4 separate regions of the Mus musculus genome follow, and all the other regions are linked to region 2. Evidence: chromatin loops called from intact Hi-C (ENCODE). Cell type or tissue: heart. All regions are shown on one strand. Each heading gives the region's core, and the rest is flanking DNA. Links, peaks and the distances in the headings are about the cores only. Region 1 has its middle 32 kb from the start of Gm40622. Region 2 holds the start of Rspo3 (R-spondin 3). Region 3 overlaps Trmt11 (tRNA methyltransferase 11). Region 4 overlaps Trmt11 (tRNA methyltransferase 11).

What was found. Peaks named below come from ENCODE experiments on the same cell type or tissue, not always from the same donor. Only the 100,000 strongest peaks of a DNase experiment are listed, where the experiment ranks them.
Region 1: a loop joins it to region 2, with 10 times the contacts of the local background. A loop is called at or near these places in 18 of 42 quality-filtered maps.
Region 3: a loop joins it to region 2, with 5 times the contacts of the local background. A loop is called at or near these places in 9 of 42 quality-filtered maps.
Region 4: it touches region 2 in a loop (4-fold over the local background); 8 of 42 quality-filtered maps call a loop at or near these places.

The regions. Positions count from the first base shown.
Region 1 is chr10:30,415,135-30,422,836 of GRCm38, reverse strand. No RefSeq gene overlaps it. Among named protein-coding and RNA genes, the nearest start is that of Gm40622, 32 kb to the left of the region's middle. In heart, for the core only: a CTCF peak has its summit at 3,214; no DNase peak of the experiment used is centred there; H3K27me3 peaks cover 1,571 bases.
Region 2 is chr10:29,530,952-29,538,219 of GRCm38, reverse strand. Rspo3 (R-spondin 3) reads left to right here and starts at 2,353. Exons shown (of 5, transcript NM_028351.3): 1 at 2,353-2,988. The coding sequence starts at 2,892. In heart, for the core only: a CTCF peak has its summit at 5,260; a DNase peak (open chromatin) is centred at 5,209; H3K4me3 peaks cover 3,047 bases; H3K27ac peaks cover 1,632 bases; H3K27me3 peaks cover 947 bases.
Region 3 is chr10:30,533,612-30,541,313 of GRCm38, reverse strand. It overlaps Trmt11 (tRNA methyltransferase 11), which reads left to right. Exons shown (of 13, transcript NM_028604.3): 13 at 6,070-7,089. The coding sequence ends at 6,201. Among named protein-coding and RNA genes, the nearest start is that of Gm22623, 44 kb to the right of the region's middle. In heart, for the core only: a CTCF peak has its summit at 3,072 (motif pointing right); no DNase peak of the experiment used is centred there.
Region 4 is chr10:30,583,761-30,591,462 of GRCm38, reverse strand. It overlaps Trmt11 (tRNA methyltransferase 11), which reads left to right. Exons shown (of 13, transcript NM_028604.3): 4 at 361-442; 5 at 528-620; 6 at 1,304-1,438; 7 at 3,868-4,024. Among named protein-coding and RNA genes, the nearest start is that of Trmt11, 13 kb to the left of the region's middle. In heart, for the core only: a CTCF peak has its summit at 4,169; no DNase peak of the experiment used is centred there.

The DNA of each region.
Region 1 (7,702 bases), core at 896-5,895, 890 kb before region 2:
ATAATGAGGAGCAGGCCGACTTTCCTTTAAAAGCACATGGCTGACTATTTGGTGGGATTCAAGATATTATGAACATTTTGTGTTACTATTGGAGTTCTAGAACCCATAGCTCACAATTCCCATGAATTACATGTAGTCTTTCCGGGCACTTACTGTGTTAAAAAGACTCTCTCCTGCCTCTCCTCTGGGAAAGATTTTGATGATTGTAGCATGTGCCATTATGTAATACCATCATTCTTTTGATAGAGAAAATAGAAGATAGAAAACAAAATGCCAGGCAAGGAAAATGTGTTGAAAGAAGGAAAGTGATGCACAGAGAAGAAAGTAAATCACTGAGTGGACAGAGTGTGTCAACATATTAGATGCCCTGAAATCATCAGGGAAGATTCAGTATCCTGGGGGTACTGTGTTAATTTTTCAAAGACTTACATTGCTTTGGCTGAATATATACTGAGGATACCTTCCTGGAAAAACAAGCTGAAAATATTTATCAAGGGAATAAACACACCTGCATACTTCCAAACAATAATTATAATTGTGGAGCTTTATCCTAAAATAACAGTGAATAGATTTTTACTAAAAGATGTTCAGTAGGACATTAGTTATAATATAAAAAGTGTTAGAACAAATCAAAAGTTTCTTGTAGGGAAAAGACACTATGGCAATGAATTCATAAATAAATAAATAAATTCAGTAAAAGTGACTAGAATGGTTCATGAAATATGTTAGTTAGCACTGAGATCTCAAACATATAAAACCCATGTGCACAGATAGTGGAATTTTAATAGTAGTTATTCATGGATGTTAGTTATACCTCTCTATTTCCTTTAATATTTTAAAAGTTTTCCAACATGGTCATTTATTACTTTTATATACAGTAGAATGTGATATTAAAAATTCACTCAAGAGAAAGTGTTTATATCAAAGTTATCAACCTAAATATGGATGCCTCTGAGGAGGCTGACTATAGCTGGAAAGCAACTACCCAGAGGGTAACTGAGAGTTCAGCAGCAATATAATACTATATCTGGCACCAGATGTTCGATTTTTGGATAATGCTGTAGCTTACTGTGGACAAACCTGGAGAATAAAAAGCAATTTTCATGAAGATAAGTATTAAGGAATATTTCTAAGCTTTTCTGGATAAGAGCAAAAATGTTTGTGAAGCTAAGAGAACATGTGGAATAAAGTTCTTCTGGGCTCAAAGGTACAGGTAGCAGCTTTACTGTTCACTAGATGTTGGTGTAACCTTTGTTAGATTTTGTTTGTTCCTAATATGAACTTGATTCCAATCTTTCAGATATCTTTGTCAAATGCAGAGTGAGTCTGGCCTCACTATCCTTTCTCTAGCTGGCATGCTTGGCACATCTCTCTTTGCTCAGGTTGTTTTGTCCCATGTTAAGTAATTGTTCTTTCAAGCTCTACAGTTACCACAAAGTATTGTGATCATTATTTGTTTTTTGAATGGTCTCAACATACTTTTGGAATTTTTATCATTTTTCTTTTCTAAAGACTATTAAATTGTGAAATTTCTGTTCATAATAATTCATCTTTTGTACCTTGTATCTTGTCCACATAGAATTGATTTTTTTTTAACCACCCCTTCAGAAAGCAGGTAGTTTGGCTGGCCCAGAGGCTGACTTCCCTACTTTGTGTAATTCAGATCTGATCGAATCTGTTGGCTTTCAAAAATCATGACAAAAAAAAAAAAAGGTTTCAAATTTTCTCAACGAATTATTTTTCTAGACTAAATAGACTCTGGGCTGAAAAGTGGGAGAACCAAGCTATCAACTTGACTTATCCTACCACTTACTGCTCTTAGGAGAAGTGAACAGCAGACTGGACTAAATTTAGCAAGAGAAATAATTGGGTGTGGACCTTAGCCTGCTGTCTGGCTGACAGAGAGGGTCTTGTGTCTTGTGTAGACAGAGGACCCATTACATCTAAAGCAATCTGCATGCTTTTGTTTTTCTTTTTTGAGATAAGATCTCCCTAATGCCACAGTGGCTTTTTATTTGTGATCTGTCTTATCCTCCAAGGTGCAGAGACTACAGGAATTCATCATATCTGATTGACCATATTCTTTGAGATTATAGGCATTCATCATACCAAATCAGCAGTATGCTCCTTAGACTTTCCAGATCAATTAATTTCTGGGTCACCTCCTCTTTAATCATAAATCTATTCCTTTTTACACAAGACTTCCTCACTCCCAAGTAGTTTTTTTGACATTGTTAAAGGAATACTAAGCTAGAATATTCACTGTTTGCAAGAAAAGTCTATTTCTCCATAAGTATATAATCTACAAATCTTATACTTAGTTGAAAATCCCCCAAGAAAGATCCTTTAGTGGGCTCTAAAGACTTGGATTACAAATCCTGAGGCTATACTTAAGCCTTTCTGTTGCACATGTTCTTTATCTATTATGTAGGATTTAAGAAGAATACCTTACCTTTGAGACTTGCTTTGATGATGGAGTGAACTAATGTTAAGTGACTACACTCGAGGTTGGCACAGAGCAAGCAGGCAATGGTAGTTCTAGGAAGTTGGTGTAAAAGCTTGAGTTTGTAGAGTCAGCTTATTCCAATAAGTGAATGCTCTCTCTCTCTCTCTCTCTCTCTCTCTCTCTCTCTCTCTCTCTCTCTCTCTCATGTGTTTTCATTCCTCATTCATTCTTCAGACATGACATACCTTGCTAAATTTCTTGAGCACATATGCTATATTAAAAGCATAGTAGAAAACCAATATAAGGAAAGCAGCATTTTCTGCAGGGTTCTGTGGATTCACTTAGCATGGTGTTGATCTCCACCAAAAAGAAAAAAAACCAACCCAGATATATATCTATATCTGTATATATTAGAGGCTGTTCTGAAGAGAGCATCCACGGTTAAAAAAATAACGTAAACAAAGGCTAAGAAATCTGGGACAACAAGATTAGGGAGTGGTTTGAGAGAGAGAGAGAGCGTGAGGAGTACAAGCATGTCCGATCAAATGCTCATGGGAAGAGGAGGAGTCAGTAGGTGGTTCTGAAGGACTGAGGCTGATTTTGTGAGTTAGGAATATAAGAGGGTGGGGAGACACACAAAAAATTTATTTTTTTGTCTCCTTATTTTACTGTTGTCCCTCTGTTTCTATTTAAGGGAGAATAATTCATAGATGAAATTTTCTGTCCGTGGAGACTATTCTGGACTTATAAACCACCAAGAATAAAACAGATGACCACTTGGTGGGGGTGTTGTAGAAGGGATGAATTCACTGATGGGGCAATCAACCAAATGATCAGAAATTTTCTTTTATTCAGAGACTGTGCTTGAATCTTCCCCGTGGGAGATTCTTACACATTTGAAAATTCAAGTACAGTGTTGTGTTTTTAGATACCCTATGAGTGCATTTTATTCTATTTTTCTTAGTTGCAATAGCAACATGCTAATATGCAAGTAGCTCTTCTGTTTCAAGTACTTCTCACACAGGTAAATTATGTCTCTCTACCAGATCACAATGTCTCTCTATATTTCAGAATGGATTTTACTACTGAAAAACAATATTTACTTATTTGCTTCTTCTATCCTGCTAAATTCACAGGAGGAGCTACAAATACACACTTAAAATCAAGAATATGCCAAATCTGGAAAATTCGGTTAAGAGGATCTATAATTAAATGATTTAGCTTCATTTCTTTCATATGCGTTGAAATTGAGCCTTATTAATTTTTCTCCCCAAAGCCTTTTCTAATGTCCTCCATCTGAGTTCTGTTAATTTTCTCCCCAATCCCTGGCCCACTTACAATGTTTTGACTAGAGTATTGTTATTTGTGAACACGTCTCTTTCTCTTGCTACATGGCAGAGGGGGATCTGTTCTGCGCATGTCTGAAATGCCCACAACACCTATTGTCCTTCTCTGCAAGGAGAGATGCTCACTAGATGTTTGTTCTTTGAAGTGACTCTCAGTCATAAATGCATTTGCTTTTATGCACTGTGAATTCAGTCCAGCAGTGACTAAGGGAGTGAGAGTCAGATGTCGCTTGTGAGATTAGGGTAGCACTGACAACATAGATCATGATCCTTACATTAAAAGATGACAGTCACAATGGCTCTGGATATATAGGATCATGATGGGAAGAAGAGATGTGGAGGATGCTCCCCACATCCATGCCTTTATGTTTGTGGTCTGCTGCAATTGTGTGGAGGACTTATGGGTAGTTATAAAAATAGACAGAAAATTTCGTTCTGTTTTTAGTTTTACCACTTACTAGAAATATTGTGTCAGGAAAAACACCAACCTTTCTGATCTTACTTCCTTCATGCAGGGGGAGCATTATAGAACCTGCTCACTCTAATAATCTTTGACTTTACTAAATTGAGAGGCTCCCACCTTCTATGTTTTTAATCTCTTACTTTTCCACTGCTTGCAATGTGTACAATTTCAAACAAGTAATGCAATCTTTGTGTGGCTCAGCTTCCTAACTTAGAAAACGAGAGATACCTATTTCATTGGGTTGTGTTCAGTATTAAATACTTATGTAGTGTTAGAGCAGGGTTGGAATAAGCATTGGTAAAAATGTTAACTCATTTATTTGGTTACCTTGCTGAAAATATAGTAGTCCATCTCCAATTAAAATTTCAAACAGTTCTTGGCATAGTACCTGGTGTAGGTAATGCATTCGATATAGGTTTTTGGTCCTTATTTTTTTTTTTCTTTAGCACATGTAAAACTGTATTTGTATTATATCACAGGATACCTCTGATCACCCACTTAGTCCACAATATGACATCTTTTTCCCTTACTCTGTGTTTGTTTTTCCTTAACTGATCTTTGATTTCTGTCTTGTTGTCTTGTTGTTCTGGGATTATTGTAAAACTTTTCTTCCTAATGCTCATATAGCTCACAAGTAAGCAGACAAGAAAAATCACACACAAAGAAGTTATCTTTTGGATATTTAAATCTGATAGTCTGGTGAAAGGCACAGTTACGAACCTCATCTTGCTTAGGATATGGTGTTGATATCACTGTGAAATTGTTCAGTTCAGTGAAGTTCTGCATTTTAATTTAATGAATATATATTGTTAATTTGATCTTTGATAAGCTCTGATTTAACTTCACATATATGAGATTCCACTAGAGGTAGGTGAGAACAAATTGGGAAGAGAGAAACAATGGATTCTTAGTCTCAAAGAATCTGCATTTCAATTGGATGTGATAGTTTGGGTATTTTCTTTGGAAGATAATTATTTATATATGATGCCTTTTGCTTTAATATATTTAATTTAAAATTAAATTAGCAATGTTATTTAATTTTAAATTATTTTATTTTATTTATGTATATTTATGTGTCTGTACATGATTATGTGCACATGTGTGTGGGTGCCCATGGGTAGGTTACAGGGAGTGGTGGGTCATCAAATGTGAGTGTTGAGGCCTGAGCTCAGGACGTTAGGAAGGACAAGTGCCCTTAACTGCTTGACAATTTTTCAAGTTCCTTATTTAAATTTTCTTTCTTAAATTTAAAAAGTCGATTGAGTTTAGAGAGCTTAGGCACATGTCAGCAGCTTGCTGGTGCAGAAGAAGTCAGAGAGGCCCTCTGATGATCACTCTAGGGTCCATGTGCCAACGTCTTTAAACAGGATAGTGTGAGCCTATGTTCTGCCAAAGGTACCTTGGGTGAAGTGTTCCTTGTATGCGTCCCTGATTTTATTATTAATCTGAAAAATATTTCTGCTTCTCCAACATGATCCACAATTTTTCAACTTTGAATTCCTGACAGTCATGATTTAAAGCTTCAAGCATATGATTATGAGATGGTGGTTCCCTAACATTTACCACAACCTCCCAGCTAACCACATAACAGTTGACACTCAAGATTTATTCTAGAAGCAAAAAGAAATCTTTCTCTCCACATTCAGACCAACTCCTTGGGAAAATATTAGCAGTGTCAAAAAATCCAAATGAGGTTAAGTCGGAAGCATTGCTCCTCTGTAGGAGAAAGCTACCACCACAGCACTCTCCATGAACAAATTTGAAATATAATAGTTGGATAATATTGGTCATTATTTATTAGATTTCAGGAGAAAATTTATAATTACTGAGCATCCAGGAGGAAATTATCTCTTGGAGTCAAGTCTGCTTACACTGATACTTACAGATATTTATATTTATTTCCCTTGGCAGACATGGCCAAACACATTTTTGAAAAATACTTTGTGGTAAAAACAAGGCAGACTACATTGAAAAAATATCTACCACAGAAGGAATAATAATAGCTTCCATGTCTGGAGACAACAGACAGGCATTAAATATAAAGGAATTATTTTATCTTGGACAAGAAAATTGCTGTTACAGCAAATTTCGACCTTGTCAGAGTCTGGACAATTCTTCAGTTTAAAACATCTCCCCTGACAGAGCTCAGGCCACAGATGAGATAACTGATCTGAGGTTTAGCAGTATTGGCAAGGCGGTGCATTATGGGATTTAGCAATAGAGTGTTTGCTCCCTGAAGAGAGAACTACAGGAATCTCAGGAACGTACATCAATCCCCCAGTGTAGAAGCAGTATGTCTAAGTGTATTTCAAGCAAATCCTCACCTCACCACATAAAGCTGCAGTTCCAGCATGCCTTCAAAAGGAAACTAGCACAGGGGTCCCAGGGCAGAATGACTCTCCTAGAGACAAATCCATCCTTCAACTCTTCATTTGACAAGGCAGTCTATTTTAGTCATCTCTCTCTCTCTCTCTCTCTCTCTCTCTCTCTCTCTCTCTCTCCCTCCCTCTCTCTCTCTCTCTCTCTCTCTTTCTCTCTCTCTCTCTCTCTCTCTCTCTCTCTCTCTCTCTCTCTCTGCTTTGTTTTTCTGAGTCCATTATCTTCTCTTATTTATCAACTACTACATCAGTGTCAAGCTCTTGATTTTTTCTTTTCTTTTAGACAATGCATAAATTGTTTAATATTCCCTTAGGTACAATGACTCAGAAAATTAAAAAAGAAAAAAGATCACTTCTGTTGTCAGTGATGATTGCTGGTTAGATTTTATTTGGTCAGTGTAATAGGACCTATCTAAATAAGTAGAGTGTTAGAATGTGCCTCAGGGCATATTTACCAAATTTTTAAGATGAGGGTGTGTGCTATTTTCTTCAATAGAGAGAATAAAAGTCAATTGCTTTAAGTTAAAAAGAAAAGGAAAAATGGTCCAGCAAGGCTGAAAAACGAATGGCCTTAGAGGTCAAGAGCACTTTTTGCTCTTGCAGAGGTCCTGCGTGCTTTGTTTGGTTTTCAGCATCTATAGACCAACTCCTTGGGAAAATATTAGCAGTGTCAAATAATCCAAATGAGGTTAAGTCGGAAACATTGCTCCTCTGTAGGAGAAAGCTACCACCACAGCACTCTCCATGAACAAATTTGAAATATAATAGTTGGATAATATTGGTCATTATTTATTAGATTTCAGGAGAAAATTTATAATTACTGAGCATCCAGGAGGAAATTTGTGGTTTAAAGAACACAAATCCACTCTCAGGAGATTCAATTACCTCTGCAGAACTCCAGAGGCACTGGGCATACACATGTTGCTTGCCTGCATACATGCAAGCAAAAGACTCATGCACATAAAATAAAATTTTAAAATCTAAAACATAAAATTTTAAAAATGCTACAGGATTATAAATGTGCAAAGTTAACAATAATCTAGCTGATAGAGATTCTGGTGTTTGTTAA
Region 2 (7,268 bases), core at 2,269-7,268:
AGCTGCTCAGTGGGTTTGTTTATTTACTTACCCTGCCATTCCTGTTCTCATCCTAAAGAACATATGTCTGCAGAGCACACGGGGAGAAGAGAAGTGGGTGTCCGTCATTGTGCTCATTTCCCTGAACTGTTCCACCAAATTGCTTTTTTATATGCCTTTTGCAATCTCATCCTATCCAGCTCAAGTAGCCTGGATTAGAAAGGCTGTCTCTGGAGTCCTTTTCAAAGGGAACCTCCCATAGCTTTTAAGCCCCCCACAGTTGATGATGCCGATATTCTGTATCTGAGGTATTAAACAAGAAGGAACAAAAAGCTGATGGGGACAGGCACAAAGAAATACAGTGGTTTTTTCACCAGATAGTCATTGTTGGAATTGGGTGGGCATCTGCAACTTCCCTAGTTCAGAGTGATAAATTGTCATTTATCAGTAGACTGTGTGTTCTCTCCTCCATCTCTCTCTCTCTCTCTCTCTCTTCTCTCTCTCTCTCTCTCTCTCTCTCTCTCTCTCTTTTCCTGTGTGTGTGTGTGTCTGTCTGTCTGTCTCTCTCTCTCTGGGTATGTGTGTGTGTTTGTGTGGGTATGCACCCTTGTGCATCTCATGCAGCTCCTGCTACTGTCCAGAAGTTTTATTCCAGAAAAAGAATCTGTGTGTAAATGGGAATTCTTAAAACCAAGTAAGACAAATCATACTCTGAAAGGGTCACTGCTTTCTTCATACTTAGAGAATAGTATGCCTGTTTTCAAACTTCCAGTAAAAGTAGGCAAAACATTTAATAATGACTTAGCAACAAAAGGCCAGCATCTCAGATTCTGTGTTTTAAAGCTTTGCAAAGAAAAACTATTCGAGGTCTCCTGACTTTTGTATCCAGGCCATTCCATCTCAGCCCCAATCTTGGGCTACATAACAGGCTCCAGAGACCTGGAACCTGGGGTGCTTTTCAATGAGACAGGCAGGAGCTGTGGCATTTGCTTCTCCTCTAACTTATCAACGCATACATTGAAGGCACTCCTGCAAATCTCAGTTGGTTTCAAAGTGGCCTGCCTGTAATCCAATGCTGCATAAAGCTTTAGCATTACAAAAGAATCCTTCAGAATACTCATCAGCACCCTTAGGACAGGTTTACATTAAAAATGCTTTGAGGCTTGTGACCTCCAACAAAACAATTCAGTAACTATAAGTGTCTGTGCTACAGAAGAAGAGGTAGGATGCCCAACAGCGGAAGTCATCCCAGGGCCTGGTCTTTTCCCTGGTAGTGGTTTAACCTGAGAACCTGATTCTCTCTCTCTCTCTCTCTCTCTCTCTCTCTCTCTCTCTCTCTCTACTGCCAAGAGCCCTCTACTCCCACTCCCCTTGCTCTGGAAACAGAAGCAAGAAATGGAAATGGACCTTTACTCATTATCACCAAATGGAGACAATCTTTCCACATAGTATTCTCAGTCCCCCAGATGAGAAACCAGAATGTACAACAGATCCTCTCAACAGCATAAGAAGATGAGAGAGAGAGAGAGAGAGAGAGAGAGAGAGAGAGAGAGAGAGAGAGATTAACACTCTTTAACAGTGACTACTTAGGGAAGTGCCTGAGGGAGGGGGGATCTTGCAGAGCAAAGGCTGGGCTTGGAAGAAAGCCACAGTACAATTGCTTTTCCATCCAGGTTACCCAGAGAGCTCACACCTCTGGGTCCTCCCCTTAGGATCAGGTAAAGCACCTTCAAGTTGAAGGGTAAACTCCCACCTAAGCCCCTTGAGACCACACAACACAACCACAGCTACTTTCCCTGGAAAAAGGGGGGGGAGGGAGTTGGGGGGGAGGGGAGGGTTAAAGCAACAGAGAGACACTGAGAAAGGCTAAGAGTTGAGAGGGCATCTGTATCCAGAAATCCCAAGAAATTAGGAACAAGAGAGTCGAGTGGTGAACTTCCCAAGAGCAGTTGCTGGAGTGAGGCAGGGTCTCTGAAGAACTGAAGGACATGGCCACTACTATGTGGTTAGATCTGCCAGAGGCCAAGGACAACAGAAGCATTGGGTCTGGGGTATTTGGTACAGCTGGGACAGAAACCACCAAACCCCAGTGCGCCCACCTTGCCGGGTTCAAATTGTCCCTCCCCCAACCCTGCTCCCGTTCTCCCGCCGTCTTTGCTGAGTCCAGAGATGCTCCGCCACAGACCCGGGACCCCTTAGGCGCCTCTTCCCGTCCATCTGCCAAATCGCAACGCCTGTACTTTTCCAGCTCCCTCTTTCCCTCTTGAAATTGAAAGTTATTGAGGTCGCTCCGGGTTGTTGCTCCTCCCCGTCCCCGAGCTCCCCCCGCCCCCCGCAGCCATCCCGTCTCCCCCTCCCTCCTCCTCCTTCCCTATGGGGTGCTCCTAGCCCGGCCCAACACTGGAGCGGCTCCTGCTCAGAACGCCAGAAGCAGCTCGGGTCTCTCCAGCGCCCCTTGACCATGGCTGCGGTACCCACGGCGTCCGCTTCCCTGCGCTCCCGGGGTCCCTGCCACAGCCGCAGCCGCTGCAGCCTCTGAGCCCCAGGGGCCACTGCTCGCCTGGATTCCGCCCGCAGCCGCCGCTGCTGTGCAACCGAGGCTAACCTGCGGCCAGCCAGGAGGCTCCTGCAACCTTCGCTCGCGGCGATGACAGCCACCCCAGAGCAGCCGGCTGTGTTCGGACAATTTGAGAATGCAATTGTTGGTTTCCCGGTCCACCCGTCCCGCTTCGCTTGCCATCACAGCACGCCTGTTGGATCTCAGTGGAGAAGTCCCGCTGCTCTGGTTTTTCTACTCTTCGTATAGACTCGCCTAACACCTACATACATATTTTTCTTTAAAAAAAAACATTAAATATAACTAACAGTGAAAAGAAAAAGGAGAGAAAAAAGGGAAACATTACAGGGTTACTATGCACTTGCGACTGATTTCTTGTTTTTTTATCATTTTGAACTTTATGGAATACATTGGCAGCCAAAACGCCTCCCGAGGAAGGCGCCAGCGAAGAAGTAAGTTTGGGGTTTTCTTTTTTTTTGGGGGGGGGAGTGGGAGAGGAGGGGGTATTGTTGTTGTTTGTTTTTGTTGTTGTTGTTTTGGTTTTGCTTTGCGTTATGTCTTTGCTCCCTTCCACCACATTCACCTGTCAGCTGGTTTTGCCTGCCCAGACCCAGCTGCTGGAGGAAACAGTCTTTTCAACCTACACCCTATGCCTCCCACAGGAGATAGCAACTCGGGGCACTGGCTCTTCTACTCCAGTACACAAACCAGTACTGGAGTCGGTGCACCCGGTGCTAGTCTGCCCCCCCCCCCCCCCCCCCCCCCCTGTAAATCAGGATCTGGAAATCTTTCTTTCTTTCCTAGATTCGCTGTAGGGATTTGTGCTTTCCTTTGAGGCTCCGACGGAGGCCTAGAGCCCCAGGCAGTTGGGTCTCCCTGCCTTTGGGTTGTTTGATAATGGCAGGCAAGGAGACTGGGATCATCCCAAATTCCCGCCTGGCTCCGGGAACCTTGGCTGCCCCTCCCCCTAGGTTGTTTTATGGTAGTCTAGTCAATCAACCTGGGGCGGGCCCAAGGGACAGTGAGCAAGCTCCCGCGCTGCAGCTTCCCACGAAGCGCACGAGTGGAGTGGCGCTGAGGCGCCAGGGCTTCCACGACTGTCTGCTGAGTTGCCCCATGTCCCATCCTCTGGGGTTGGAAGTCAGAGGAACTCCAGAGGTTCCGAACTTCAGTCACTTTCACGCCTTGCCTGTCCCCACGTGAATGCTCTGGCCACCTCAGACTCTTTAAAGGGGGTCCCCTGAGACAGGCGCATACTGAGAGTCGGGTTCCCCCAGCACATCTCCTCTCTGCTCTTCAGTCTATTACACAGGAGAGTATTATGTCCTGGCTGTGTGAAACTGTGCCTTTGCTGGAATTAAATGGATGCCTCAGGGCAGCCTCCACCTAAATTGGTGCAAGGCATGCCCGCATCTTTCAGAGATTCGGGAACAGATGTAAGGGTGGTTTCTCTTTTTGTTCCCGGGTGGCCCAGCACGCTGTTGTCAGTGCCCGCAAAGGTTGTCCTTTCGAAGAGCTAAGGACAACCCTGACTCTACCGAGGGCTCTTGGCCCCCCTGGGGTAGTTACTAAGGAAAACTAACAGAAAAAAACCAGTAAAGCAATTGCTTTGGTAGCTTGGATCTGGGGGGTTGTTCAGCCCATGACCTTGTCTGGTTCCCAGATGAGATCTCTTTCCCAAGTGTCCAGCCCACAAAACCCTTGAGGCAGGGATGTTGGTAGCTCTTAGGACACAGGACCACTTGTGTGGGGTGGAAATTTAGCAATCTCCTCTCTCCACTGTTTGTCTCTGTCCTGGCCCAGGACGTGAGGGTCCCCTGAAAGCTCCCTTTGTACCTCTAGCCCAAGCCAGACAAAGTTTGATTCACCTGAAAATTGCCTTTAAAAATCGTGGCTGGGCGGGAATACCAGAAGCTTGGAGTCCGAGTTGGCCCTATTGCCTCTAGGATCGCTTCTCAGCGCAGGAGAGCCTAAACTAAACATGTCAGGGCATCCGATTTATTATTCTTGGCCTCTGAGTGGTTTGTATTCTTTGGAACCCTCCCACCCACTCTATCGCTCAGGCCCTGCTGCTGCGGTATACTGAAGCGGCAGCCTGGGGGGCCACATCGCCACTCCTGGCCAGCTTGGTCCGCTGGGCACTGAGTTTCGGGGCCAGTGAGGAAAGCGAAGCTAGGAAGAACACGGCTGTTTGCCCCGCATAGCTCATGCCAATAGGCTTATCCCAGTCTACTCCATTCTGTAGTGTCCCGGACCCCGGAGCTACACACTTGCCGGGGTGGGGCAGGGTCCTGTGTCTCAGCATCACTGGTACCTGAGTTTTTGGTTGGGTGCGGGGGCTTCTGTTTCTGAAAGAAATAAAAGAAAGCAAAGAAAGTTTGTTATGCGTTCGTTCCCATCTCTACACCCCAAAGGACCAGAGTGGGGAAACTCAGAATGCGCACATCTGGGCTGGAACTAGGGCGATGATTTGTGAAGTCTAAAAGAGACTGCTTTTCTCTCTTCCTGTATCATCTCAAAGCCAAGTCAAAGGCGCCCTCTCGTTGTGTTGCGGGGTTAAGAAACAAAATAAATGGAATTGAGCTGGAATTTCAGTGATTCTATGGTAATGGGTCTGGAAAAGAGGTCTCTCCTGCTGCACTCTTGGTGCGGCTGCTCTTGAGTCGGCTTTTGCGGCTCGGTTGCTCCTGCAATCTTGGGAGAGGGGCGACCCCTTGCGTCCTCCGAGAAGACAGAAGAAAGATTTGGCAGGCGCAGCATAGCTTTTTGCAGTAAGGATCCTTGTTAAATGTCCAGAAACTTGAAATTAATGCAGCAGGTTTATAAAATCACCTGGACCGTGTTTTTAAAAACTACCTGAATAAAAATCTCCTTAATAGTAACTGGGACTATTTTTATAATGAATAATAAGGCAGTAGTCAAATTATTTTAAAACTGGCCAGACATTTCTCTTTTTCCACCATAAGGAAACTTAAGAGAGCAATTGGGAGTATCACGTTTGCTTTGTAGTAATAGCGTCATTTTCTTAAAGGTTTAGAAACATCACTAATGAGAGAGGTAGAAAATTAAGGTTAAAAATAAAAGACTCCTAAAGTCTTTTTTTCTTTTTAATGTGGTCTCTTAAATATCTTAGTACCAAAGGTCCTTACTAGCAAAGATTGTCATTTACGGTGTTAAACATGTTCAGATATAAAGCGTCATGTGAATATTCTTGTGTTTCTCTACAATAATCAATATTCTATTGATCTTCACAAACCAATGATCCTAATTATTACAGTCTACGATTTTCTCTATAAAATATGCAATGCTTTAAAACAGAAGTCTTATACTTTTTAAAATGTCTCTGTAGTTATGGTGCATAAACACATGATTGTACTGATTTTGATTGATATACAGTACCTAGAGATGACAAAATAAATTTCTTCAAGATAAAAACGTAAAGAAAGCATTTACTCACTCCAGAAAGTCATCATTCAGCAAGATTTTTAGCAGCAAGCTCTAGCTTTGGACACTGGACATTAATTTACAAAGCCTAAACTCTTTCTTTGATCTCATTTCCAGCTCAGCCTTTGAAGTTTTGTAAAGGCAACCTTTGAATTTTGTGTTGCATGTTAGTAGCATTTAAACATCATTTTTATCATAGCAATCATAATTCTTTCCTAATGCATCACATTTTTACCTGGATTATTTATGTGGGGTCAGAAACCTTCACTTGAAGTGTAGAAACTGGTACTACAGCATCTCCCTTCTGGAGAGAAGGGGGGTCTAAGAAACAGGACCTTACTAGCCAGCTAGATAGCCAGTCAATGAAATTTGTCTTCTCATATAAACGTTCCTGCCTTTTATGTATTTATACTATGCGCTGAACCTGCCATAGAGAGGATATCAGGCTAATGAAATAATTTACTTGATGATCTCCAGAATTCCATTTTCCCAATATGTTTAGAGACTAGGCTATTGTGCATAACTGGTCATCTTTATAAGTGTTGTTGCGATGATGCTGACAAATGACGAATCTGACTAGAGTGTTTTCTCATCATACTTCATTATTTGATTATCCAGAAGCCTCCCTAGGATGATTCTGCCCCCGAGGGCATTTCCTCTCTGCAAGAGGGTATTAGGTACAATGTTCTTTAATTGTGGGCATCTATTAACTTCATCTTAGTTTTTCAGATTTTTAGATCATTCGTGTTTTAGAAATTCATTATATGCCTACCAATTAAAATACAGCTACTACAATCTGCAGAGAGGGGTGAAAAGAATCAAAAGTACAACAAAAATAATCACACTAATAATATATTTATCGGAACTGATTACTTCCTATGATGGTGTAGGGATGTTGACATATGTAAGCTTTTCTGATCTCTTGGTGATTTTATTGCTGATCCTGGTAATCATGTTAACAGATAAAATAAAAAAAAACACTGTTAAATTGAAATATTAATGTAATGTTTTATTTGGAGATTTGGAACAATGCCCTGTTTCGTTTCTTGCCTACATTTGCCACCTGCATGCCTTAGTCTTAAGAACAACAGTTCAAGAGAGATCTGACCAAGAACTGTTGGAGAAAGTGCCTTCTATGGCGTATCACATGGTATGAATGCAAATCAAAGATAAATTCAATTTCCTAGGAAATGGTGGCACATGAAAATACAAACAAAGTGCATTTCCCTTTCTGAGCTCTAACTAAAGCATCTTTGAGCTAGGAAGTTTTTTTTTCCCAAAATATTTT
Region 3 (7,702 bases), core at 884-5,883, 1.0 Mb before region 2:
AGTTTTACAAGTTGTTTGTATTTGCGTATTTACTTGGTTCTATATGAACAGTGACGCAGAAGAAATCGTTATCTTATTATCGGGAACTGCCACTTCTAAGATGACTTAAACCTGATGACAATTGAAATAGAAGCAGTTGGGTTTCTGTTAAAGGACTCTAGAATCCTGCAAGCTTATCTTCTGGGTAGGGAGCTCCCTGCAGCTTGAAGAACAAGCAGTTTCTAAGTTCATGCTTGTCTTTAGGTTTGTAAGTGGTGATTTGGAGGTTCTGTAAAATTAGCTCTTAACAGTGAGAAGTACTGTGAAGCAAAATGCTGCGTTTGGTCAGTGTGGGTACTTGGTGGTCAGAGAGACTTTAGAGCTGAGTTAATGCGAGCCTTTGAGGATGGCTGTCCAGTGAAGGGAAGAAGGTGAGGAGATTGGTCCTGGGTTTTGCTTTGAGAAGGAGAAATTCCAGAGTAGGTGCTGTGAGAATGGAGGAAGTTGTGTCACTGAACATATTTTACATTCATTCCTTCATCTTTCCCATTTTTGCACATTTTCTTTCCTTAACTTAAACATAGGTTCTCACAGAGACAGAACTTCATGGTGTGCTGTACTCAACATTTGCATTTGTGGGACCGTATTTGTCACGTCTTGGGCTTAAGTAGACCAGGCTTTGTCCTTACCCATAGAGCGCTTGTTCACTAGGAGAAAGTCACCCCGACTCTTTCTATGTAAGCTGTTGGGGTTGTAGTGCCATGTGAGAGTGGCTGCATGAACACAACACATTTGTCTGAGGAGATGGTGCTTGAGGCAAGAGACAGGTGCAGTTTGGTGAGGTAACTGTCGTTTTAAGTCTGGGAGGGATGAGAAGGGCTCTGGGATATGCAGGGGATCCTGATATTTCAGCTTCAATGGATGCTGGGTGTCTTGGAGAAAAACATCTAGAGACAACCTGAAAAACTAGCAATGCCCATGTGAAAGGCCTTATATACCGGTGTATGCCTCTCCTATCTATGAGTGACGGCAAGGCTATGAAGGGTGTTTGTTCGTAGAGAGGCAGAAGTGTATGTATTATGACCCTGCCCTTCACTTCAGAGTGAAGGGCAGCTTGAGCTGGGGATGTTAGCTTGTGACGCTCTGACAAGGCTCCAGACCTCCAGAAGTAAAGAGATGAGCTGTGAACCAGAAGTGAGGGGATGTGAAGCTGAAGAGGAAGTAAGAGTTTGGGGATGAGATAGACACAGTGTGATGTGATGGATGGATAACTGGGGCAAAGGTGCTGGACTCGAGGATGACTTCCGAGAACTCTAGACTGGAACAGTTGAGTAGCTGATTTTCCTGTGTATATCTACATCCCCCTAAGAACCATCCACCAGAAGGTCTCACTTTCCTCATTACTGTGAGTCTCCCAGCTGCCTTGTCTGCTTCTGCACAGTCTCCTTCCATCTCATTTCCTGGACAGCAGGCCAAAACATTTTTCGGAAAGGGAATAATGAAAATCTAGTTTTTAAATTGTTTTGGTGACTCTGTTCCTGGTATTATCATTAGGTGTAGTTGGTGCCGCTTTGTCTTCTGTTCACTGCGCCTTAACTTTCAGTCTCCTTTCAGGTTCCAAAATGGACTCGCTTTCTCCATATTCAGCTTCTTTACATAGAGTTCTGCCTTTGAATGTTTATAAAGGTTACATTATTCTGCAGCTCTTGGATAAGTGTCCTTTCCTTTATATTCCCACGGGTTGCCAATTCATCCCACCATTTAACACCAGTGTGCTTGGAAGTGTGTCATTGATGTCTCCCACCAGGATCTGTGAACTCACAGACCTCCAGGCCTTTCCTCAATATATGCAAGTGTATATGGAACGGTTTAGTATATGTGGAACTGTTAATGTGGGACTGTTTGTTTAGTATATGTGGAAGTGTCTAGTGTATATGGGACTGTCCAGTGTATATGGAACTGTTTAGTATTTATAGAACTGTTTAATGATTATTTGGGGCCCCTCATTTGCAATAAAAATCATAATGAACAATATTTAAACATGTTAAGGAGGAGAAGGAAAAGGTAATTGGGGACAGCTAGAAATTTCCTGTTGGAAATAAACCAAATTTTACCATTAGTTTCCTCTTGAAGTCCCTGGAACAGACTATTTTAGTCCTATAATATCAAGTAGGCTTTATTTCCCGTGTAAAACAAACCAGAAGCAGCTGAAGTGGAGAACGTACCACTTTTACTTTATTTAAGGAGGAGGTGAAGGACAAGAGTGGCAGACTTGCACAGGAAGACCAGAATTAGGGCAAGGTTACCTAAGTGTTTTCAGCGAAGGATCTTCGCTTCCTTTCCAGTCTAAACAGTGTACCATCTTGATTGAGATGCACTATTAAAGATGCGTTCTTTCTGTAATCCAGAGTGTCCTTAGCTCTCCTTAGAATGGCGTTTCCTGTGGTGCTGCATGATTTGTAGTTCCTTTTCTTGACAATTTATTTCCCTTTACATTCCAGTACAAAGTTATAAGTACCTGAAACACTTTCTTTTTAATGTCCTTGAAGTTCTTTTTTAATGCTGCCTTTTTAATTTAGAACTAAGTTATACAAAATTTACAGTCACCTAGGTGTGATGAAGCTGTAACCCCTGCGTGCAGTGGCAGAGGCAGGAAGGTGGAGCGTCTAAAGGCCGTCTAGGCTGTAAATCGTGACACTGCCTCAGCTGTGCAGGAAGCAGAGCAGCACACACAGCTCACGTGACTGTGGGCAACTTTGTGTGCTTTTCCTTTCTCCTTCTACAGAAGGACTTGTTTTTCACCCAGATGAGTGGCACCACTTCAGAATCTTTGAAGTATGTACGTCTTCCTAGCTCTGCATCATTCTCTGTGGATGAAACGGTGTGCATCCATGATAATACTGTCTAGTGTGATCATCCTGGCCATAGGAGGGCTGTATGATGGAAGGTGTTCTGAACAGTTAAGACTTTCAGCAAATGAAGCAGGGTGCTCCTGATAGTCGGGTGTACAGTCTTCACAGCTAGAAACAGTTTTCATCTACATCAGGAAATCCCATGAAGAAGAACTATCTGCATTAGCCAGCAGAGGGTAGTGTGTGCATGAAAGTGAACCACTGGCTTGTGAGGCTCCTTTGGCAAGTGTGTTAGAGTTCCTAGATGGCGTATGTGTACAATTAGCAATACTGATAGGACAGTGGTTACGAGGCTCTGTCTAAAAGCTGAGATCTAAAGTGTGTGCTACCATAACATTGCTGTTCCACGAAGAATGTCCTTTAAATGTCAGGCTCCATTTTGAAGGACCCACTAATCTACCATGTGGGAAATTGACTGAGTCATCTATATGTGTTCACATAACGTCTCGTTTTTTAAAAGGACAGAAGAATAATGAGAAAAGCATTGAGCCTTTGATGTGTGACTTGGGCAGCAACCCCACAGTGCTGCTTCCCAGCTGTATGCCTTATGGCAGATCGTTCAAGCTCTTTCAATCTCTGTTTCCCTATCTCCAAAACACAGATGAAAAGAATGCAGAAAAATTAAATAATTACCATAGACAAGACCCAGTTGGTAACAAATATAGTAGTGCTTTTATAAATGAACCCGTCTCTTTCCTGTAACATTTACAATTGCTGATTGTCTTTGAAAGGAGAGAGGTGTGAGAGCTATTGGTTTCTGATGGTTTCTGTGTTTTCCTCCCGAGCTTAGTTACTGGCTGAGAAATGACAGGAAGCAATAGTGTTGTCAGATGCAAGGTTTACTTAAGGAGGAGTTGATACGAAAGAGAGCTGCAAACTTCCAAGGGAAGGCAGTTGTTCATTTCTCTTTGACACCCGCTTTTACCAACAGCGCTACTACTCCTAAAGTGGGCATTGTGGCCTTACTCTTCATCTCCACAGCTTTCACTTCTGTGGTTTCCCAGCTGTGACTTTCTACTTCATATGCATGCAGTATTTCTGTTCATTAGAAATGTACAGAATTGTGGTTCTGCAATACATAAATGATAGATACCATGATTGATCTCCGTGGGTGGGTGTGGGACGGTTATAAAAACCAAATAAAGACCTTGAGTGAATGAAGAAGGTCAAAGACGGTTGCTTGAGAGCACCCTTTCCCTTTCAGAGAAGCTTGATGGCCTTCAGGATACTGAGTGAAGCCTAGCCTCCAGCTGTTCCTGATGGAGATGAGAGGCAGTGTGAACAGAGGAGAGTACGGTTTAAAATATGTAGAGCTGAATGTTATCACCCAAGTGTGAGCCTTAAGAGGAACTGAAAGACCTATGGGCGGGGAAAGAAAACAAATTGAATTTGCTGTTTGTTTTGAATTGTGGTGATGTCATTCTGTATGGCATCTCTATGTGATGATAGATGTTCCATGAGGAACATTTTTCTGTTAGGATATTCCCACAGAGGTGGGAATGTTAGCCATAGTCCCTGAATGTCTGGTTTATCTCGAAGCAAGACTTACTGCTGCCAGGTCCTTGGCTGCCCAGGGAATTTCAGAGCTTTGGGGTTCCAGGAGTTTCTGTAATGCTGTATTTCACAGCTGGGGGATAGTTCGTTTAGAAAGTGGCTATTTGAGCACAGGACTCATATATTTACTCAACACAGATTTCTCTCTGTTTCTCAGAATATGAGGAGAATGCATCTTTTCCCTGAGCACCTGACATTTCGACAGCTAATGATCCTATCAACTGTCTGCTGGCTATATACTTCTGCTGCCTTGTCTCTGTGGCACTGAGGAAAATACATCTTGCCCTTACTGCTCAGAGTTCTTTTTTATGAGCCTATATTGATTGCTCAAAATACTGGTGTGTCATTTTCACCATGCCTACAGTCAATTTGGTCACCTCTGTCCGTTCTGTGTCAAGAGTTTGCCTCATTCTTCTCCTTTAGTTCAGTGATAATCTATTTGCCAAGCTATCTCTTTGCTCCATGAAAGAAACCCGTTTTCCACAATGTTTGACTCTTATCTTCTCCCTCCTTGATGGATTCACATTAGAAGCTGGGGTGAGAGAGGGGCACTGCCTGGCACTGTGGCATTCTGCATTTCTCTCTGCAAGTCCTCATCACAGGTGCAGTAAGGTGTTCCTGCAGGTAACTGTGGTGTATTTTGAGAGGTCCTATGTGGCTATGGAAGCCATAAGGAGAATAGTGGGCAGAAAGGCAGAGCTAGGAGGGAGTTGCAGCCAGTGTTTGACTCTTGTGCCAAAGAAGAAAACAAGACTCCAGCCGGGCGTGGTGGCGCACGCCTTTAATCCCAGCACTCGGGAGGCAGAGACAGGTGGATTTCTGAGTTCGAGGCCAGCCTGGTCTACAAAGTGAGTTCCAGGACAGCTAGGGCTATACAGAGAAACCCTGTCTCAAAAAACCCAAAAAACAAGAAAGCAAGACTCGATTAAGGGAAGTGCTATATGAATTTACAGTAAATTTCCAAAAGTCTGTGTGTAGTTGAATGTGAATTTAAAGAAATACATAGGAAATGGAACTTTATTTCAACTTAGGTTTCTGTTTCTACTTGAAATTGTTTGTGAGACTGAGTGTGAAACTAATGTTTCAGGTTTCTGTCAGTCCTCTCATCTAACCCAGAATGTGTGGGGCATTCTAACCCAGATCAACTCTTTCAATGCCCAGTGAGTAATCTGAGTTCCAGGCCTTATTTAGCTGTGAAGTCTATAGGCGTGGAACTCCCCAGTCACCCCGCATCTGCATCTCTTGTGTTGGAATCTCTTGTGCTGATGGAATGCGGACACAGTTTGAAGTTTTGTGTAACTTTGTGACATTACAAACTGCCACAGTTTCCTGGTGTATACCTTCTCTCTTGACAAGAAGCTTCTTTGGTATTTTCCACAGCCCAGATGATTTCAGGGAACGGCGAGATAGTTGTAGTCTGACCATGTTCTTTCTCTTTGCCCAGTGAGGTGAAGTGATGTCACTTGGAATTCCCAAGTGTGATGCAGATGTAGGGTGTGTATTCATACTGTAAAGCCAAGCAAATGTATTGTGACTTGCTTAGAGAATGACTAGTCTGGTTACAAGAGGTTTACAAAAGAAATAACTTACATGTCTTTATATTTTGTATTTTCTATCCTTCCAGAACCGGGACAAGTATTCACACCTGCTGAGTGATCATTTTCTGCCGTACCAAGGACATAATTCTTTCCGTGAGAAATATTTTAGTGGTGTAACAAAAAGAATTGCCAAGGAAGAAAAATGCAGCCACGAGTGAAAACTCTGATGCTGACAATCAGGAAAGAAGGAGCGTTTTATAAAAAGGCTTTGGATGGGAATTTGTGCATATGATTAAAAAACCTGTGCTGATTTACAATTTTTATATAAATAACTGCTATTAATCAAAATTGGATAATTTCAAAATGGTCTTTGTTTTAGAGACTATTTTGATGTATATGTCTTTTGAGCCTTGTTAAGTGTCAGGGACTGGTATATATATATATAGAGAGAGAAAGTGTTTATATTTTTACAAAGACAATATTGTATCTGCCACATACATGGTAGGTAATTAATAGTGATTTAGAACTTACTCATTTTGTAAAGTTGCTTGGTTTGACTTTTAGTTGTGACTGTTTTTCATTGACACCAATAAACTTTACTGGGAATTTCTAAAAATTATGTGATACTCAGTATTTCTCATGGAATGTTTAACCATAAATCCCATATTAGTCATAACAGTGGCCATGCAGAGGCAAGGAAACCTAAGGGCTGAGAACTGTGGAGAATCCAACCCCAAGACCTCCACGAGGGCCCTTGTGCTTCTGAAGGTGTCTGCTCCTTGGATTTGCTCTTGCATTCCTAAAACTTGACTGTTGGTCACGTTAACTAACTACCTTCAATGTTTGGTTGAGAAAGTTACATTTAAAAGCAGGCACAGCAGCTCAAGTCCTTGACGGCCACGCAAAGGCATTGGGTTTCATCAGTACTCACTGAGACAGAAGCTGTAGTTTTCTTGAAGGAAAAACTTTGCTGAGTCTACGTAATGTCCATCATGGAAATACCTTTTTTGCAAACCACTTTTCCCATTAATTCTAGCTGCTAATAGCTTTCTGCTTTTGGTGGTACCTCAGTGAGGTGGCAGTAAATGGATACTTTCTTTCTAACCAGCGCCTATTTGATTTGTGGTGTTGTTGTTGTCGTCGTCATTGTTGTTGTTGTTGTCGTCGTCGTCGTCATTAATGTACTGTGACTGCTGGTTTTATGAGCTCACTGGATTATCTTGCATGGCTTAGGAGCCACAAATGACCAATGCTGTGCAGAGGTCAGGCATTTAGTTGCGCTCTCCTTGTCATGTGCTCCTGATTTCACCACATCTAAAGTCTTCCCTGTTTATTTGGGGTGGTATTTGTACACTAGGGGAGATCTAAAAGTGTTCATGGGTAATTTATTTGTACTATTCCTGTTATGCATGGTCTTACTTTAAAGTATTTGAGGATATATGGGGGATGGGTATTAAATCTCTAGCTGACTCAATTGGAATGTGAGATATTTAGTTTAATCCCTTTTTGTGGATTGTCTCAAAACTTAAACTAAGTTCTAGAAATTCACAATATTTATACTCTCCCTGCCCAAAAAAATGAATTCATAGTAAGAATAATCAAATTACTTTTATTATTATTAATTGAAATCTTTTGAGCATCAGCTGTGAGGTTTATTTTCTTATTTTTTATTAGTAAGTTCAGCTTCCCATTCCTGAAATGTCTCTCCGAGTTTAAACG
Region 4 (7,702 bases), core at 1,599-6,598, 1.1 Mb before region 2:
CAGTGGAAGATAGTGTGCTTATTAGCACACATGAGACCCTGGGTCAATCCTCACCCCCCCCCCCCCAATATATGCACATATATTTCTACATTTCTGTATGTGTATAAATGATGAAAACTTAGAAATACCCTAACTTAACGTTGAATTTCCCTCCTTTCTTGTAAGGTTCAACTTCTTTGTGTGGTTTGGGGTTATATTGTTATTTGTTTCCAGTGTACACATTTCTCACAGATAGATTAGGAAGCATGGCCAATGACCATTTTATTGTGTCAAGCATAAAGAACTAGTAAAATAACTATTATGTATTGCTGTCTGAACTAAGTTCTTTACTGAGGTTAGTACCACTCATTTATTTCCTAGGTCTATATTTGAACTATGGGGTCATGGAAAATCTCCCGAGGAGCTGTATACTTCTCTTAAAAGTTACCCCGTGGAGAAGATGGTGCGTAGTGAAATGTGATTTTACATAGGCAAGTGTGAACATTTGGTATAATTCCTAAGCTTAAACTATTTTTCTTCTATTTTAGGTTCCATATCTGCATTCAGATTCGACATATAAAATAAAGATTCACACATTTAATAAAACATTAACTCAAGAAGAAAAAGTGAAACGAATTGATGTAAGTGGTACTGGCTGACCCAGAGCCTGCAGTCAGTGCGCCCTAGCTGTTGATGTATGTGAACATGTGAGATGAGCTGACCCAGAGCCTGTAGTCAGTGCACCCTAGCTGTTGATGTGTGTGAACATGTGAGATGAGCTGACCCAGAGCCTGCAGTCAGTGCGCCCTAGCTGTTGATGTATGTGAACATGTGAGATGAGCTGACCCAGAGCCTGCAGTCAGTGCACCCTAGCTGTTGATGTATGTGAACATGTGAGATGAGCTGACCCAGAGCCTGCAGTCAGTGCGCCCTTGATGTTGATGTATATGAACATGTGAGATGAGCTGACCCAGAGCCTGCAGTCAGTGCGCCCTAGCTGTTGATGTATGTGAACATGTGAGATGAGCTGACCCAGAGCCTGCAGTCAGTGCGCCCTAGCTGTTGATGTATGTGAACATGTGAGATGAGCTGACCCAGAGCCTGCAGTCAGTGCGCCCTTGATGTTGATGTATGTGAACATGTGTCTGTTAAGCACTTTCCATATTGTGTGTGTGTGTGTGTGTGTGTGTGTGTGTGTATCTTGTTTCATTCTGACACCAGACGTAGACTCACTCAATATATATTAGTAGATAAGCACTATTTTCTAGGATTCTTTTTGTAAATTTTTGTAGTACATTAGATTGATTGATTGATTGGTTTTTAGGCACTTGAATTTCTGCCGTTTCAAGGAAAAGTGAACTTAAAGAAACCACAGCATGTATTCTCCATTTTGGAGGACTATGGTTTGGACCCAAACTCTATCCCCAAGGATCCACATAATATTTATTTTGGCAGATGGGTGAGTAAGTTCTTTCTACCTCTCTTTTTTTTTCTTTCTACCTATCTTACTTCATTTTTTATTTGCTTTTTTGTATGTTTGGGTTTTGTTGTTGTTTCTTTAAGCTAGATGTGGGGTATAGGTCAGTCAGGAACACTGGTCAAGAGTTCATGAGGCGTGAAGCAAATACAACAGAATGCCATGCTGTTATTTCTTTTTTTTTTTTTTTTAATAAATGTAAAAATTTGAAGCAACTTGAGAGTCAGAACTACTGTATGGATTAAAATTGCCAAAATGTATGTAGTTATGGTCGGTATGTTTTAGAAATCCCTGTGAAACACAACAAGCCTGTTAGATAGGAGTTCTAGGACAAGGGGGTACCTGATGATGGAAGCAAGTCTTCCCAGGATGTCAGGACTACTGGTTGTGCAACAGGGAGAGGGCAGAATTCGAGGCCTGTTTAGTGATATATGGAGATCTCAAATCTGAGTCTTCCTTTCTGAGAGTAAATCACGGATGTGTTCTGCTCAGTTCTTTGAGTCTGGAATAGGTGGATGGAAGCCAAGACCCATGTTATTTTGTCTTGTCTTGAAAGACAAGATGGAGATCAGAATACTCAAGACCACTCCTGAGAATAATTATATTTATATTTGCGTCATACTGGATTTGAAAAGAAGTAAAAAGATTTGATTTTAGTGATCTCAATATAACCCAATTAAAAAAATGGCACAGAGCCAAACAGAATTCTCATCAAAGGAATATTGAATGGCCAAGAAGCATTTAAAGAAATACTCAAAGTCCGTAGTCATCAGGGAAAAGCAAATCAAAACAACAGTGAGATTCCATCTTATATTGGTCAGAATGGCTAAGATCAAAATTTCAAGTGATAACACATGCTGTCAAGAATGTGGAGGAAGGCTGAAGCAATCTACAGATTTAATGCAATCCCCATCAAAATTCCAACTCAATTCTTCATAGAGTTAGAAAGAGCAATTCTCAAATTTATTTGGAATAACAAAAAACCCGGGATATCAAAAACTATTCTCAACACTAAAAGAACTGGAGGAATCACCGTCCCTGATCTCAAGCTGTACTACAGAGCAATTGTGATAAAAACTGCATGGGACTGGTACAGCGACAGACAGGTAGATCAATGGAACAGAATTAAAGATCCAGAAATAATCCCACACACCGTATGGTCACTTGATCTTTGACAAAGGAGCTAAAACCATCCAGTAGAAAAAAGACAGCATTTTCAACAAATGGTGCTGGTTCAACTGGCAGTCAGCATGTAGAGGTATGGAAATTGATCCATTCTTATCTCCTACCTGAGTGAGGTAACCCAGTCACAAAAGAACACACATGGTTTGTACTCACTGGTAAGTGGATATTAACCCAAAAGCTCAGAATGTTCAAGATACAATTCACAGACCGTATGAAGCTCAAGAAGAAGGAAGACCAAAGCATGGATGCTTCCGTACTTCTTAGAAGGGGGAAACAAAATACTCATGATAGGAAATATGGAGACAGAGTTTGGAGCAGAGACTGAAGGAAAGGCCATCCAGAAACTGCCCCACCTGGGAATAGATCCCATATACAGACACCAAACCCAGACACTATTGTGTATGCCAAGAAGTGCTTGCTGACAGGAGCCTGATATAGCTGTCTCCTGAGAGGCTCTGTGAGAGCCTGACAAATACAGAGGTGGATGCTCGCAGCCAGCCATTGGACTGAGCATGGGGTCCCCCATCTCCATGAGTTAGAGAAAGAACTGAAGGAGCCGAAACATTTGCAGCCCATAGGAAGAACAACAGTAGCAACCAACCAGATCCCCCAGAGCTCCCAGGGACTAAAACACCAATCAAAGAGTACATGTGGAGGGACCCATGGTTCCAGCTGCATATGTTGCAGTGGATGGCCTTGTTGGACATCAATGGGAGGAGAGGCCCTTGGTCCTGGGAAGACTTGATGCCTCAGTGTAGGGGAATGCCAGGGCGGGGAGGTGGGAGTTGGTGGGTAGTTAGGGGAACACAATCATAGAAGCATCGAGATGGAAGATGGGAGAGGGGGGTTCTGGAGGGGAAACCGGGAAAGGTAATAACATTCGAAATGTAAAAAAAAAAAAAAATATCCAATAAAATAAAATAATTTGCATCCTCCATTGCTGGTAGAAGTACAAACTTGTACAACCACTCTGAAAATCAATTTGGTGTGTTTTCAGAGAACCTGGAATAGTTCACCTGAAGACCCAGCTATACCACTCCTGGCCATATACCCAAAAGATGTTCCACCATCCCTTTGAATATTTTTTTTTTTACTTGATTAAGTTTAGAATAGTCATAAGTGGAAAGAACTGTTCTCATTAGCAAGGTACTATGATTTTATAGTGAATTATTATCTTGAGTCTGTTCTGTATAGCTAGACTAACTTGACAAATACCTCTGATCTAGATTGCAGATGGACAAAGAGAGCTAATTGAGTCATACAGTGTCAAAAAGAGACATTTTATTGGAAATACAAGTATGGATGCTGGTTTATCATTCATCATGACCAACCATGCAAAAGTGAAAGAAAATGATCTTGTCTTTGACCCCTTTGTTGGAACAGGTATTATAAATCCATTGGTTACACTACTGCATAGATGTTGCTTATTTATAGTAGTGAGGAACAAGAGAGTGACGTGGCAGTCTTTTCTTGTATTATACTTAAAACACTTCGTCACTTGGTGGATGTGACTAGGTTTTATTTACCAAGCTAGCCACTTGGGGGAGCATTGGTCTTATTTTTTTCACAGATGTCTTACGGTAGCTCATACATTTGATTCTGTTTGTGGAAGTGTGATTCTGAGGGTGTCTACATAGCTGACTAGAACCTGCCTGCTGACATCATACCACACTCTTTGTAACTTCCCTGGGATGCTCCACTAATTCAGTCTCGGGGCAAGTTGACTTCATCTGATTCTGACGTCATTCTTGCTTCAGAGTGCTTTCTTGCTTGATGCTTGAGAGAGCATTATTTTATTTAATTTTCATCTGACTGACCCCATTATTCTTGTTTGGTTAGTGACTCTGTAGCTGTCAGTCTAAGGAGCAGTGAGGGTGCAAATGTTGAGGAAAGGTGTGAAGTGCCCTGTGTGAATTCTCCTCTGATGACAACTAGCATGAAGATCCTGTAAAAGGTTTCCTGAGGTGGTGACAGTGCAAGAAGTGACTCCAGCAGTCTGACTTCACAGTTCATGTCTTCTTTGCTTCTGCAGAGCTGTCTCTCTCAGGCTTTACTGGCTGACACTTGCACCCAAATTAACTTCATGAGTGTGACCAAATGTGATTAGTAATAGAAATAGTATCAGGTCCAGAATTCCCAGCTGGTGCAAGGAGATTTTTTGGAATTTTTTTTGAACTAATTCTCCAGTAAGCTTTCTGCTGTGTCTCCATGCATCTTACTCTCAACCTACCCGTTTGATCTTTCCTATCTTCGTTTATCTGAAAACAGTGTCCTATATGTTGAACTTGATATTGGCACTTATGTCAAGTTTCTTTAAAAGTTATGAATATATACTATCTAATTTCAGCATAAGCTTTGTTCACATTTGGCTTCCTTTATCATTTTATTTTATTTACATGTTTTCTTGAATCATTTGAAGGTTACACTTATTATATACTTCTCTCAAATATATTAGTATATATTTCTCTTTTTTTAGTATACCTTTCTTAAGAATAAGGATTTTACATATATATATATATATATATGTGTATATATACATATATATATGCATATATATACATATACACACACATATATATATTGCATCTATATACATATATTCTGTGACTGGATGTATTTTACTGTTAACATTTTCTTTGTTTGGAACATTACTAAACTGTTTAAGTATAGAATAGTTTTCATTTCAGTTGCTTGAGTCTTTCTCATTATAGGTATGGGTTATACATTTGTAGCTGGACTGTGACACTAAGAGATGTGTCCTTCTCAAGGCTTACAGATTCTGCTTCTTTGCCTCTTAGTGTAATACTAATTTTTATCAGCATGGTATTATAATTTGCTTTTCTATTATGTGATAGTGACTGTTTATTTTCTACTCTTGCAGTTAATGTAAGGCACTGTGGGGAGGCACAGTAGGAGCTAGTAAAGTATCCTGTTCCTTATCTAGCTGTTTCCACCTTGACAATTCAGAGTTCGCATCCATTGACAAGGTTCCTCTTTGAAACTGTTTTTCCTTGTATGAGTTTTCTACTCTAGCACCTCTGGTACTGATCTACATTCATTATTTTGTAAACAAGAAACCTTTCTTTACTTCCTGTTGTTAATTTTACTTATTACTAGCATGAACTACTAAGTCCCCCCTTTTTCCTCTGGTGATTTATATGTCCTCTAATTCCTTAATTACTTCCTTACTCACATTAGCCTACTTTTACCAGGCCTTTCACATTGAATCTGTCTTTTGATCTAGCATTCTCTTTTTTTTTTTTTTAAAGAGAACTTTAAAAGTTTCTGGCTTATCTTTTACGTCCCAAAACCATGGCTCCAGTCATTTCTCCCAGTACCCCTTGTTTGGGTAAGAAAGGAAATACACATGTGTATACACATGATATGTATGTGACTGCAAATGCAAATGCACATGGATTTACTCCTGTGTTTATATATATATATATATATATATTATGCATGAGGCATGTGTGCAAATGGAAATGCACACACATATACTCCTGTGTATACACGTAATATATATATATGTGAGTGCAAATGGAAATGCACATGGGTATACTCCTGTGTTTATACATATAATATGCACACGTGCAAATGGAAATGCACAAATATATACTCCTGTGTATGTACACATAATGTGTATGTGAGAGCAAATGGAAATACACATGCATATATTCCTGTGTGTATACACATAAAAAAACCTACAGACAGTCTTATCAGAAATCATGGTTTTTTTATGTGTAGGAGCTATTTCTGTTGAGTATCACAGATTTGTTTCCTACTTGTTCCTTCTATGTCATGAATTACTTTCTTTACACTCAGAACTCTGGTTCTTATGTTCAGCACGTTTGCTCTTTTGTTCAATTCTACAATTATCTAAAATAGTCAAGATTGCCATACCCATGCCACTTGGGGGAAAAGAATCCTATTATGTTAGCTTTCTGTTGCTGTGCTAGGACACCAAGGCAACTCACAGAAGGATTTGGATTTATGGTTCTAGAGGCTAGGAATCCATCATGTTGGGGAGGTGTGGCAGCAAGGGGCAGGAGCAAGGATGCTGCGTTCACATCTTTTACCACAAGCACTAAGCAGAAGGATCAAATTGGAATTTGCAAGACCTTTTACTCCCAAAGCCTGCTCCCAGTGACATACTTCCTCAAGGACAGTTCACCACCAAAATTTGGTCAAACAGCACCAACTGGGAACCTAGTGTTCAAATATCTGAGTGTGTGTGGGGGAACGGACATTGTCATTCAAACCACCACACCTACCATAGACAATGTAAGACATACTTTCATTCTGTCCTTGCTTAAGGAGCAATAAAAAGATACCATGTGCTTGCTTTTCTCTGCATTTGAAATTCACAGGGTTCCGTTTGTTGTAGTTTTCTCTCAGTTTTAGATTTTGGTTCCCTGCCATTACTTCTGTTTAATTATGTTAGTTTTACATATGCAGAAGATAAACTCACATCCAGTAGTCACAGCTACACAATAATGCACTTTTATTTTTATCCCTTCCTTTGTTGGCCAACCTTGTTTTCTCATTGATTTTTCTAGTGATATGCTTATATATGCCCAGTTTTTTACCCGTACTCTTTTATATAAAATGTTTGATAGTCTGTATGTTATTTCTCTCTCTCTCTCTCTCTCTCTCTCTCTCTCTCTCTGTATCCTCTCTTACCTGCATTTCTTAGAAACCTCTTCCTGTTTCGAGACTGTTTTATATTCTTTTGTTATTTTTGGTGCTGGAGATAATAATACAAGCCACTCTGTTACTGAACTACGTTTTAGCCCACCTTCATTCTCTTATGTAGTGTTTGTTTGTTTGTTTGTTTAGTATAGAACAGAGTTTATTTAGGGCATGGGGAGGGGAGTTAACAGAATAGAATAGTAGATGCAGAGAAAGGCAGAGAGAAGGAGAGCATGGAGAAGTAGAGGCCGCCATGACCACGTGGAGAGGGGGGAGGGGCAAGGGGAAAGCAAGAATAAGAGAGACAAGAGAGTAAGAGACTCTCTTGTAGGTTTAAACCTTAAATATATTACATTACATGATTTGTTACTA